2 separate regions of the Mus musculus genome follow, and region 2 is linked to region 1. The links are chromatin contacts, found by POLR2A ChIA-PET in ENCODE. All regions are on one chromosome and are shown on one strand. The core of a region is the stretch at or near the end of the contact, and the rest is flanking DNA. Distances in the headings are between cores, read along the strand shown. Region 1 overlaps Gm39409 (a long non-coding RNA gene). Region 2 holds the start of Rnf7 (ring finger protein 7).

The links. ChIA-PET counts read pairs that join two places held with the same protein, here RNA polymerase II (POLR2A).
Region 2: POLR2A ChIA-PET joins it to region 1 with 13 read pairs in Patski. The contact joins the promoter of Rnf7 here to the enhancer-like site in region 1. POLR2A ChIA-PET finds 5 or more read pairs at or near these places in 2 of 5 experiments (Patski and embryonic stem cell).

Annotation. Positions count from the first base shown.
Region 1 is chr9:96,376,582-96,383,192 of GRCm38, reverse strand. It overlaps Gm39409 (a long non-coding RNA gene), which reads left to right. Exons shown (of 5, transcript XR_871040.2): 4 at 3,526-3,669; 5 at 4,338-5,077. Among named protein-coding and RNA genes, the nearest start is that of Gm40550, 5.5 kb to the left of the region's middle. Within about 2 kb of position 1,677, at least 1 of the 3 ENCODE cell types and tissues checked has a DNase peak (open chromatin) inside an H3K27ac peak, as active enhancers do.
Region 2 is chr9:96,474,414-96,481,589 of GRCm38, reverse strand. Rnf7 (ring finger protein 7) reads left to right here and starts at 2,915. Exons shown (of 3, transcript NM_011279.3): 1 at 2,915-3,182. The coding sequence starts at 3,008.

The sequences.
Region 1 (6,611 bases), core at 428-2,927:
CCCAAAGGCTGGTGAGCACAGAGGGTACAGGGGCATCAGATGCAGAAAGACCTTCCGAGAGATGGGCTGGAAGCCTCTTACTGGAGATCAGCCCTGTTTGTAAACGGAGGAACATAGAAGGAAGTTAATCTTGGCTGGCACTCCGTTCTCAAGAGACCGCATCCCTAAAGGCCAGAACCATCAGAAGTGGTCAGCTCCTGGGAAAAGCCCTGCAGTGTGCACATGGCCCAAGGCCAAGCTGGGGGTTTGGATTTCCTCTAGGCAGATTTACATTTGCCTTAGAAATAGTCAGGGGACTAGAGAGATGGCTCAGAGGTTAAGGACACTGGCTGGGCTTTCAAGGGACAGAGGTTCAGTTCCCAGCATTCCACATGGCAGCTCACAACCATCTGCAACTCCAGTTCCTAAGGGTCCAAAGCTCTCTCTCCTATCATTGTGGGCAATGCATGGACTTGGTATACAGATGCATATTCAGGCAAACCCCCATACACATAAGATAATAAAAGACCTGCGGTGACAAGCCATAAAATGCTTGGTTTTTTTTTTTGTTTTTTTTTTTTTTGTTTGTTTGTTTTTTGTTTTTTTTAAGCATGAGGACCTGAGTTTGATTCCCGGAAGCCCACATTAAACAGTTAGGTTGGTGTTGGTCTCAGGACCTCCGAAAGCTGTGATATCACAATAGGCGGGACCCGGAGACCTGTTGCCAAGGCAACAGTCACCATATTCCCAGAATCCACTTGGCTCACCTCCCACATTTACCGGTGTTACATCATCACCCATAAATAAAGGCCCCTCTGATCTCTTTCTCTCTCTTCCCCCTTCTCTTTCTACCTCCAACTTGCCTCTCTCTCTCCCAATAAACCTCTTACACGTGGAACTGCTTTAGCCTGGTGTGCTGTTTAGATGCAAGCCTCTATTCTAACACATCAGTTGGTATTGGGTGCTTGCAATCCCAGTGCTCAGGAGACAGAGACAGACAGGTCCCTGGGGCTCATGCCCTCCAGTGTAGCCTCATTGGCAAGTACCAGGTCAATGAGAGACCCTGTCTTAAAAACAAGGTGAGCAACTTATGAGCAACGGGTCCTTAGGTTGTCCCTCTGGCTTTCACACATACTACACACACATACACACCACAAGCACACACACACAAAATAATTAGACTTTTCTCCTAGGTGGCCATTTTCTCCCTCCACATCATCTAAAGGATTTCTGAGACAACGTTTATCACAGACCAGATGGTCTAACCTTGGTAGGAATCACAAGAGAGTTTTCTTCCCAGCGTTTTGCCAGCCTGCTATTGTATTCCGGCTTGTCTTTCATTCTGTTACACTTATTCCCAACTTTGCTTCAGGTGTGTGGTCCCTAAATGACATTAGAGCAGAGGCCAAAGCCTGCAGTGGGTTTCTCATCGGACACCAAGGAAAGGAAAACATACGAGGATCCACAGATACAGCGAGCTAAGACAGATACCGGGCACAGGCACGCACAGGCACGGGCTCTCCCCTCTTCACAGCTGTGAGGCAACTACTTGGGCCTTTCAGAATGCTGTTAAACAGGCCAGGCACCGTCCAGGCGTGGTTTCAGAAGAGCGGCTCTTGCCTTCTCTGTGTTTTCCCACAGGGAGCCTGAGGAGAGATCTTAGTCATCCCTTATCGCCTGGCAGCTTCCTGCTCAGGCAGCGGCAATGTCCAACATGTATGAGTAACTCTTGTGCCTTGTTTTATTTAACACACGCAGTAGATTTAGCTTGCTTTCTTTTCTCGAGCAAGGTCTTACTATTAAGTTCTGGCTGCTGTGGAACTCACCGTGTAGCCCAGGCTTCGCCTTAACCTCACCGAGTTCCACTTGGAACTCTGCCTGCCAAATGCTGAGATTAAAAGCGTGGACAACACTAAGTTGAACCTTAGTTTTCTGATCTAACTCCAAGCGGGGCTCAGTGGACCAGGGTGGGAATGGGGGATGGAGACCCCTAAATCCACCTGCTAAGTAATGTAACCACTTTATTACTCAATCCAAAAGTGATTTCTCCCAAGAAGTAGAATGTGGGAGCTTTCCTTGGTGGTTCAAAACACAGTGCTGTTTCAAGTATCAATGTCAAAGTACAATATCATCAATACTTTGCATCCAGAAAAGATTTGTCCCTTCACCTTCTTTTCAAGTGTTGGGAACCGAATACAAGCCTTGCATAGATTAGGCAGGCACTCTACCCTCAAGCTACACCGCCACTCGCAGGAAGAATCTAAGAGGGCTTAAGTTGTGAAAGGCATTCACAGTGGTTCTAAACCTGAGGGTGGCCTCCCTTTTGGGAGGTTAAACAATCCTTTCACAAGAGTCACCGAAGGCCATCGAAAAACACGGATATTTACATTACGATTCAAAACCGTAGCAAAATGACAAAATGACAGTTATGAAGTAGCAATGAAATAATTTTATGGCTGGGGGTCAGCACAACATGAGGAACTGTATTAAAGGGGCACAGCATAGGAAGGGCGAGAGCCCCTGCTGTAGAGGAGTCCAACAGCGAATGATGCACTAGGACGAGCCTGGTGTGGTATGTGGGTGCTGGCGGGTTGCTTCTTTTCCTTTCCCCCAAGAGCTGAAGATGTGGGGAGCCAGCCTAAAAATAAGGCCATTCCTGGAAGTCTAGTTTCCCTAGTCTCTTTCATGACACTGCCCCTCTTTTTTTTTTTTTTTTTTTTTTTTTTAATTGGTTTTTGAGACAGGGTTTCTCTGTGTAGCCCTGGCTGTCCTGGAACTCACTCTGTAGACCAGGCTGGCCTCGAACTCAGAAATCCACCTGCCTCTGCCTCCCAAGTGCTGGGATTAAAGATGTGCACCACCACTGCCCAGCCTAAGGTCCACTTCTTGCTGCTTACTCTCACACAGAAATGAGTGATCTCAAGGCAGAGACCGGAGAGAGACTCAGGAGTTCAGTGCTTTGCCTAACATGTCTGAGGCCCTGGGTTTGAGCCTGAGGTAGAGGGATAGCTTCGAGACATTGTATGTTGTGAGACTTAAAGAAAAGGTTGCCTTAATGGGTCTGCAAATACGCAAGTGACTCTGGGTTCAAGTGCTGCTCTCTCTCTCTCTCTCTCTCTCCCTCCCTCCCTTCTTCCCTCCTCCCTCTCCCCGTCCTCCCCCCTCCCGCCCATGTGTGTTTGTGTTTGTGTGTGTGTGTGTGTGTGTGTGTGTGTGCGCGTGTGTGTGTGTGTGTATGTGTGTGTGTGCTGGGGATTAAGCTGGGGTAAGCACTCTACTATTGAGCAACAACGTCCCAGTCCCTGAGGCATTTAAATAGATTATAGGATTCCTCTCTCCTTTCTTCTTAACACTATTTCAAAGCTCTGAAGCATCCTACAGGAGTCAAGAGTAAACTCTCTCAGGCTTTCCCATTAGCACTCCTCCCCCACTCTGGTGTCCTCAAGTGCTGTACATGAACACAGGACCTTAGTCAGGGCGACCGAGGTCAATGACAGGACACGTGGGAGTTTTGAGAGTTTGTCTTTTCTGTGTGAAATCCTGCAGGCCTACAGACTTCTGGAAATAAATGATGAGGCAATGGAACAATCAATGGAAAGCAAGATTCCAGGATTTGTTTAGAGCGCCTGGACCTCGAACCAAACCTTTCTTGAAGCCCGTGACCTCTGGACTTTCCAGCTGTGTTCACCTGTAAGTTCCCTTTCAATTCAATTCAATTTCATTGTCTTTCCTGTTTCTTTTTCAGTTTCTTTCAGTTTATTTTCTCTTCCTTCCTTCCTTCCTTCCTTCCTTCCTTCCTTCCTTTCTTTCTTTCTTTCTTTCTTTCTTTCTTTCTTTCTTTCTTTCTTTCTCTCTTTGCTCCTTTCTTTCTTTACTCCTTTCTTTCTTTCTTTCTTTCTTTCTTTACTCCTTTCTTTCTTTCTTTTTACTTTTTATGATTTCATACTTGTTTGTCATGACGTAAAATATTTTGATTGTTATTCCCAATTATCCTGTCTTGCCCAACACACTTGTGTGTGTGTGTGTGTGTGTGTATGTGTTTTAAACCTCTGAAGCATCTCTCCACATCCTAGGGTTGTTTTCATAAGCACATTTAAGGAGTTATTCTCCTTTGCAGGGCTGGGGAAAAAATATCCCCACCCCCACCAAACATTAATTCCACCCCTCCCTAACAGTTCCTTTGGGAGGGGTGGAGTCTCGTGTGCCCCACCTCTGTCCTCACACAGTACTGACAGGCCCAGTCACACTCGAGCATGTAGCATGTGCAGAGTTGCAGCTGCTGGGAGTTATGAATGTAGCAGCCGTGTCAGGTTGGGAAGACAGCATTCCATAGCACCCCTTCTCTATCTCTCTTACAGTCGTCTCTCTGCTGCCTCTTTGACATTCTCAGAACCCGGGAACAGGTGATGCAGACTTCTCATGTATGGCTGAGCCCTCAACAGACCCTTGGGCCAGTTATGAGTCTTTGCAGTAACTGTTGCCACGACAAAAGAAATGTCTGTGGCCAAAACCAAGAGCAGCACTATGGAGTATGGACATGGCTGTGGTTTGCATAAGGTGTCCCATCATCTTGGGCATTTGAATACTTAGTCCCAGTTAGTGGTGCTGTTTGGGGACACAGGAAGAGTGGCCTTATTAGAGGAAGTATGCCGTTGGAAGTTCAGAGATTCGTGCCATTTCTAGTTTGCTCTCTGTTTCTTGCTTGTGGTTCAAGGTGTTAGCTCCCATATCAGTTTCTAGCTCCAGCCTCCCTGTGTGCCTACCCGCTGTCATGCCTCCCCATCTTTATGGACCATAACTCACCAGGACCATACGCCCAGATAAATCCTTCTTCTATAAGTTGTCTTGCTCATGGTATTTTATCAAAACAATTAATACAAATAGAAATATATAGAAAGCAGTTTCACCGGAACTTGATCTTGATTGCCCGCCAGAATTGGGTGACAAAACCCAATTGTTGAAGACAGCACACACGTCGGTTGCAGAACGTAGAGAAAGCAAGCTGGAGGCTTCCTTCTTGCTGTCTGGCTCTCATAGTACTGGGAGTGGGGAGCTCCCAGTACTATGAGATCTTTTTTTTTAATCAAACCAACATCATCATCTCCTAAGCCGTGAACAATTTAAATTCACTTAAACAGGGCCTGGAGAGATGGCTCGCCAGCTAAGAGTGCTGTCTGGGGTTCCAAAGGTACTTAGTTCAATTCCCAGCAACCACATGGTAGCTCACAACCATCTGTAATGAGATCTGATGCCCTCTTCTGGTGTGTCTGAAGTCAGATTACTCATATACATATAAATAAATACATACATACATACATACATACATACATACATACATACATACTTTTAAAACCTTTACTTAAACAGTAAGTGGAATTATCACCTTGTTTACGTCATCAGGCACACATTCCTTCCTGTGAAGCAGGTCACAAGTTCCATAGGAAAGCAGTTGTTTGCCTCCATAACAGTGGTGCCACCATTGTGCTAGTGTGTATACACACCTTTCCCGGAAAGTCATTAGTGCAACCTGCAGAGTCCCAGTTGAATAAGACTGTTGATGACTCCCCTCGAGCTCCCCACTCCCAGTACTATGAGAGCCAGACAGCAAGAAGGAAGCCTCCAGCTTGCTTTCTCTACGTTCTGCAACCGACGTGTGTGCTGTCTTCAACAATTGGGTTTTGTCACCCAATTCTGGCGGGCAATCAAGATCAACGCTGTCTTGGTGTCTGTTCTATTGCTGTGAAGGGACACCATGACAATGGCAACTCTTTTAAAAGAAAGCATTTAATTGGGGCTGGCTTACAATTTCAGAGGTTCAGTCCATTGTCATCATAGCAGGGAGCACGGTGCTAGACAGGTAGATGTGGTGCTGGAGAAGGAGCTGAGAGTTCTACATTGGGATCCACAGGCAGGAGAAAGAGAGAGCCACTAGGACTGGCTTTGGCTTTTGAGACTTCAAAGTCCACTCCCAGTGATACATTTCCTCTAACAAAGCCATACCTTCTCCAACAAGGGCACAAATTTCATAATCCTTTTCAAGTAGTTCTGTTTCCTGATGACTAAACATTCAAATCTATGAGCCTGTGGGGGACTTTCTTATTCAAACCATCACCAGTCTCAATGGCCGTCTTACTTCGGTAAGGGTAGAAGATACAGGGGACAACTCATAGGTTGGTACCTCACCCATGGTACTGGGATGTTCAAGAATCTGTGGTTTATGTACTCTCTGTGTCTTGTTAGGGAAAGATAAATAACAAATACATATTAGTTAGGGTTTTAGTGCTATTGACAGACACCATGACCAATGCAAGTCTAATAAAGGACATTTAATTGGGGCTGGCTTACAGGTTCAGAGGTTCAATCCATTATCATCAAGGTGGGAACATGGCAGCAGCCAGGCAGGCTTGGTGCAGGAGGAGCTGAGAGTTCTACATCTTCATCTGAAGGCTGCTAGTGGAAGACTGACTTCCAGGCAGCTAGGGTGAAGGTCTTAAGTCCATGCCCACCACGACACACCTACTCCAACAAGGCTGCACCTCCTAATAGTGTCACCTCCTAATAGTGTCACTCCTTGGGCCAAGTATGTACAACCCATCACAGAATACAACTTTATATGATTCTTAAGAACATAA
Region 2 (7,176 bases), core at 1,666-4,165, 97 kb before region 1:
CAAGGGTGCCAGGTGACAGTTGCAGGTCAATGTGGTGGCAGGACTTCAGTGGAGGTAAGCCATCTTTTGGAGGATGGTGGCAGATGGAAGGGGAGCTAGAGGAAGATTGTGAAGCAGGCTACAGAGAGTGCTAATCACACTGTGACAGGGTGGGTAGGGAGACACGGTGACCCAGGCAGCAGGTGAGGCTCAGAGAAATAGAGTGGAAAGTTCAGCTGATGCTGGAAACTTTCAACGGAAGAATGAGTAGAGTATTACCTCTGAATGGGATGGAAGGCAGAGAGGGACAAAGGTAAATGTGGGTTGTGATGACATTGAAGGGAAACTTGTAGGAAGGGAAGCTGAATTTTGCAAGAAAGGCAATGACACCTCCAAATACCAAGTTGGGGCCACTGTGGGATACTGACAAAGACTGGTTGCCCTCCAAGCAAACATGACTGTCATGTGCAGCTTTGAGAAGAGGTGCAGGTACAGGAGGCTGTTTCAACAGAGTGGTGAAATAGCCGACTCCAACTGAGTCCAGAAGAGAGTCTGGGCTAGCCTGAGTCACAGGGAGAGAGCCGAGCTGGCTCAGAGGCTAAGAGCACTGGCTGTTCATCCAGAGGACCCTGGTTCAATGCCCAGCACCCACACGGCAGCTCATTATAGTCTGTAATTCCCGTTCTAGGGCTTCTGATACCCTCATGAAGACACACACATCTGCAGGCAAAACACCAAAGGACCATCCTGAGTTCATTCCTGCCTTTGCTTTGAGGGATAGTGATCTAGATGTATAAGCCAAACAGTTTTCTCCCTCAGGGGCTTTGGAACGCTGCCTTTATCATAGAAACAGAAAGAAAACTAACGCCCTCCCTCCTCTTCTTAAACCTCCTCTTCCTTTATTCACCAGGTGTACAAACTCCAAGCCCAGGCTGCCTTTTGTCTCTTCTGTGAATTCTAACTTCTACAAATTAAAGCCTGCCATTTTTCTGACTAACCTCGGCTGTGTAGTTCACAGGCTGCCGCCAAGGACTGAATTTAAGAAGCCCCGGAGAGCTTTTCCTCTTCAGCCACAGGGAAGATTATTTTCATAAAGATGAATGGCAGGAAGGAATGAGGAGTGGAGAAATAAACAGTGGAAACTCAATCGCGATGGGAATAAGGTCTTTCCTGAAGGGCTCAAACGTGTTTGTGTTAAAGGGAAGTCTCTAAAACAAAACCAAGCATCTCTCTCCCAGTGTTCTCAACAAAGGAATAAAGACTCTCCCGCAGAGGAAGTGACCACAGAAACGCCATCTTGTGCCATCTTGTCCCGACTCCCTGTGCATTGGCTTAGGCACTTCTCAGTCCTCTCCTCACCCACCTCCATGCCCACATCTACCCTCCCAGCACATTTGGGACTTCTGTGGCCTGGACCATGGTCCCGATGTATAAACCAAAATAATTAATGTAAACTAAAATAACTGAAGAAGGCACAAGTCAAAAGTAACTTTCATGTTACGTCTGGAAAAAAAAATCACCATGTTCTGTCAGAAATGAACGTTTCAAGATTGTTCTGTCATCTGACTTTCATGTGAGTTGTGGTCTTTGTGGGGTTTGCCTTTAGAAACACCGTATCCCTGAGCTGCGACACCAAGAGACTCTGAGGCATGCGCCGGAATTTGGTCCTGCACGAATAAAGGACTCGTACTTTTTTGTTTGTTTTTGTTTTTCGAGACAAGGCTTCTCTGTGTAGCCTTGGTTGCCCGAAACTTGATTTGTAGACCAGGCTGGCCTTATAACTCACAAGGATCCACCTGCTGCTGTCTCCCAAGTGCTCAGAGTAAGGTGTGCACGGCCACTGCCCCATATACTTCTAATTGGCTTAACCGGTAAGGATGGACACCACCACCCCCGTTGGTAAGAGTAGCCTGAAGGATGGCGGTGGACGTGAGCTGAGCACGAGGCAGGAACATTTGTTTTGCTTTTTCATCCAAGCTTTCCTTCAATGCTGGCCAAGTGATCTGAGACAAAGCCTGGTGGGAGGGACCTAACCACAGTCCCAGGGGCCCACTGCCTGGCCCTTCCCTGGCTGGCTCACTCTGCTTTCTCCCCAGCACACATTTGCTTAAGCATTGCGTTCTTGCCCTTCTGCTTACCTATTCTCTGTCACCTGAGAACAATAACAAACAAACAAACAAACAAACAAATGTAGTGTCTGGAGGGATGACTCAGTGGTTAAAACCATGGTCTGTTCTTCCAAACGACCGGGGTTCAATCCTCAGCACCTCCATGGCAGATCACAACTGTCTGTAACTCCAGGTCCTTTCCAAGGAATCTGACACCTCACAGCAATGCACATAAAATAAAGTTTAAAAAAACATATATTTTGTTTGTTTGCTTGCTTGCTTGCTTGCTTGCTTGTTGCGAGACAGGGTTTCTCTGTATAGCCCTGGCTGTCCTGGAACGCACTTTGTAACCAGGCTGGCCTTGAACTCAGAAATCCGCCTGCCTCTGCCTCCCGAGTGCTGGGATTAAAGGTGTGAGCTACCACGCCCGGCTGCCGAAAAACCAAAAATAAATAAATAAATAAATAAATAAATAAATAAATAAATAAATAAATAAATGAATCTGAATTCAAGGCCAACCATTTTGTAAGATACGGAGGTTACAGTGATGAGAATTCTGTCCCTACTCTTGATAGTTTTACATTTGGGAGAAAGGAGACAAATGAAGACAGGGACGATGTGATTTCTGAGACTCCCCCGAGTTTAATACAATGTAACTCCAGACAATGCTCGCTTACTGACCCGGGCCTGCCCTACAGCAACTGGCCTTTGGCCACTTTAGCAAGCGCTGGGGTTCTCTGTACAGGCCTTGCCCAGCCCCTCGTGACGTCACTGGCGCGCGCCATCCAATCATCGCCGTCTGGCTCCGCCCGCCCGCCCGTGCCTGCGGGAGGCTCCGTGGCGTGTGTTGTGGCCCCGCTGAGCCACCGTACCTCCCGCCTCCGCGCCCAACGTCCGCGTCGCCGTTCTGCGCCGCCGCCATGGCCGACGTGGAGGACGGCGAGGAACCCTGCGTCCTTTCTTCGCACTCCGGGAGCGCAGGCTCCAAGTCGGGAGGCGACAAGATGTTCTCTCTCAAGAAGTGGAACGCGGTAGCCATGTGGAGCTGGGACGTTGAGTGCGATACCTGTGCCATCTGCAGGGTCCAGGTGATGGGTAAGCGATGCAGGCGAAGCCGGGACCGCGAGCTGGGCCGAGCCGGCGAGTGCTGGGCCGGGCCGGGCCGCCAGACACGGGATGGTTCCTATGGGGGCGGGGGGGAGGGGGCGTGACCGGGATACCCGAGGGGAACCTCCGGCCCTGCGGCCAGCAAATCTCCCAGCGGATCCCTCGCGTAGATCTGAGGGTTGGGATGTTCGTCTTTGAGATGCTCTCACGTTCCTCAGGATTAGAGCTTGCCCATTTAGCCGAGGTTGGCTTAGAACCCAGGAGGGCGCACCTCCCAAAAACTGGAAATTGCGAGCCTGCGCCACTATACGGATTCTGTCTCATAACCGAAATGAGGCTCAGTGACCGGAGAGATGTTTCCACAGTTAAGAGCACAAGCTTGTTCTTAACAGAGAACCCGGGTTCGATTTTCCACACCCACATGGCAACTCACCACCCTCTAACTCCTGTTCCAATAACTCCAGCACCCCATTATGGCCCTTGAGGGCATTAGGCACATTTGGTATGCAAACCCAGATGCAGGTAGCATAAACATAAAATTTTAGATTACTGTGAGGTTGCTTTACAGGGCGACTGGGGAGTAGTTGAAATAGATTTCTGCAGTTTGAAAATGTGCGCGTTTCTTGGCTTTGAGACTTTAAACGTAGCATCAAGAGATTCCACAGTCTATTCTTTGTCTTTGGACTTGCTTCATCAGGGCTCCCAAACTTTACTTTTTACATTTAATTGTAGACCCAGACACTAGTTTCTATGTAGAATCTGATTTGACTAAAACACTAAAATCCAGCTGTTCCACCCCTCATCCTTGCTTAGGAGCTGGGCAGTGATTTCCATTTTAGGGTTGAGTGTGGTTGCGAATGTCTGAAATGCCAGCACTCGGGAGGCTGAGGCATGGGGGCAGAGGCAGCACAAGCTTTGCTTAGAAATTTTATTCTGGCCAGGTGTGGTGATATCTTTAAACTTAGTACTCGAGAAGCAAAGATAAACAGATCTCTGTGCGCCTTAGGCCAGCCTGGTCTACACAACCAAGGCTAAGTAGTGGGACCCCATCTTAAAAACAAATAATGAATAAATCTTTTTTGTTTGTTTTGGTTTTTTCGAGACAGGGTTTCTCTGTGTAGCCCTGGCTGTCCTGGAACTCACTTTGTAGACCAGGCTGGCCTCCAACTCAGAAATCCACCTGCCTCTGCCTCCCGAGTGCTGAAATTAAAGGGGTCCACCACCACGCCCGCTTTTTTTTTTTAAATCATCATCATCATTATTTTATTACCCTGTTGTTAATGGTGCATTCTTTAATCCCAGCACTTGGGAGCCATAGGCAGGTGGGTCTCTTGAGTTCCATGACAACCTGATCTAACAGCAAATTCCAGGATAGCCAGTACTACACAAGAAACCCTGTCTTTAAAAACAACAAAATTTACTTAGAGTTGTGGTGGGGGCGGACACATAGAAGAACTCTGTGTGTGTGTGTGTGTGTGTGTGTGTGTGTGTGTGTGTGTGTGTGTGTGAGTGTGAGTGTGACATAGAAGAAGAGTATTGGGAGTTGCTTCTTTTCTCCTGCCATGTGGGTCCCAAGGCTTAAACTCATGCAAGCACTTTAATTTTTGAGCAGTCTATCTGGCCAGAGATTGGCTTTTTGTTTGTTTGTTTTTCGAGACAGGGTTTCTCTGTGTAGACCAGGCTGGCCTCGAACTCAGAAATCCACCTGCCTCTGCCTCCCAGGCACTGGGATTAAAGGCGTACACCACCACACCCGGCTGAGATTGGCTTTTAAATATATATAGTTAAGTTTGTTTGTTTGTTTATTCTGGGCGTGGTGGCACACACCTTTTAATCCCGCACTTGGGAGGCAGAAGATGGATCTCTGATTTCAAGGCCAACTTGGTCTACTTAATGATCTCTAAGACGGCCATCCAGGTTTATGTAGAGAGCCTGTCTCAACCTACCCCACCCCTAACATTGTTAAATTTTAGTTTAATGAATGCACATGTATGGAGGGTATGGACATATGTGTTTAAGAGCCCGTGGATCCCTCTGGAGCTGGGGTTATGGCAGTTGTGAGCTCCCTGGGCCGGGCACTGGGACTAAACTTGACATCCTGTTTGAGAGTTCTTACACTGAGCCATCTCTCAGGCCCTGACTTTTCATAATCTTAAAGTTATTTATTTGCCTTCTTTTTTTTTTTATAGTTTTTTTTTTTTTTTAAGATTTATTTATTTATTATATGTAAGTACATTGTAGCTGTCTTCAGACACTCCAGAAGAGGGCATCAGATCTTGTTACAGATGGTTGTGAGCCACCATGTGGTTGCTGGGATTTGAACTCCGGACCTTCGGAAGAGCAGTCGGGTGCTCTTACCCACTGAGCCATCTCACCAGCCCCTTATTTGCCTTCTTATTCCAAAGTTGGCCTGTCACCCAGTTGCAGTGTGGGTAATCTCTCCCTTGGGTTCCACCTATACCCTGTACAGCCAGAGTAGAGTGCCTGCTTGTGATAACTTAGAGATTTCACAATGGCTGTTTGGAGCTTTGGTTTCCTACTTATTAAAAAGGTGGCGGCCAGAGCTAGAGCAGCCGCAGGTGTCATCAGCACACCGGGTGGTTTGCTTGCCTCCCTTCTCCATTTCCTAGTGAGCTCCATGGGGGACAGCCTTGGCTGTTTTGTCATCCCAAGGCTTAAATCCTAGAAGAGTGGGTGTTTAGTAACTATGGATAAAGCCCAAGGAGGCAGTTTTATATCTATATAGAAGAGGCCAGGATGGCTGTGGGGTTTTTGTTTGAAGGTAATAGTGTGTGGAAAGAAACAAATGCCTGGGCTTGAGCCAGAGTAAGGAGAGGAAGCAGCCCCACAGTTGCTATTTTTACAGAATTCTTTTTTATTTTTTCCTTTTGGACAAATCACTCGTTAGCAACACAGTGGAGAGGTGCGGGGAGACTAGTTCTGGGGCTAGAGAGATGGCTCAGAGGTTAAGAGCACCGGCTGTTCTTCCAAAGGACCCAGGTTCAATTTCCTAACATCCACATGGCAGCTCACAGCTCTCTGTAATTCCAGTTCCAGGGGATCTGACACCCTCACACAGACACACATGCAGTCAGAACACCAATGTGCGTAAAGAACGTAAAGGGAAGGAGTTGTCCTGATCTCAGAGCAGGCCTACTGCCTCAGCCTCCTTAGCTCACTGATGGGGACCATGAATCACCACACTCATATTTTCTTCTCCAGCCTCTTTTTCTCTTTCTGGGTCTGGAGCGATGACTCTGTGTTAAGGGCATATACAGCTCTTGCAGAGGACCTGGAATCAAAACCTACCACCAATGTGAGCAACTCACAAACTGCCTAAGCTCTAGCTCCAGGGGTCCCGAGCACCTCTGACCTGCAAGGGCACCTGCATGCACATGTACAGAACCACATTGAGACCCATAACATAATTAAAAACAAAAGCCTTTTCTGTTGATTTGAGCTAATTTGGACTACTAATAGAGTTAAAGAATGAATTTATTTCATTGGCTCCTCAAGCATAGTACTGATTGAATTTTATAAACTGCTGAATTTAGAGATTTAGAACTTAGGTTCCCGTTCTTAGTATTTACTCCTAAGTAATTTGTTCAAGTACTTTGTCAGTGCTGAGTGACTGCATTGAGGACTAGGGGTTCGAGTCATCCTAGGCTATCTAGTTTGAGGCCAGCCTGTGCAACATGAAACCCAGTCTCAAAAACAAAGGAAAGGAATTTTGCTTATGAAAACAACTAGAAAAAGCCTTTAACTTTCAAGTAGAGTCACATAGCTTAAAAATGAAGGGAGTATATGTGGAAACGTCATTACTGAACAGGGCTGGGGCATGTGCCTGTGATTCCCAAACTTTGAAGAAGGTAGAGGCAGGATTTTAAGGTTGATCGTCCAAGTGTGGCAGTTCAGGTTAGTGGATAACTGGGCTATATGAGGCCCGATCTCAAAAACAAGATCTTTAGTAGTTCCTGTAGTA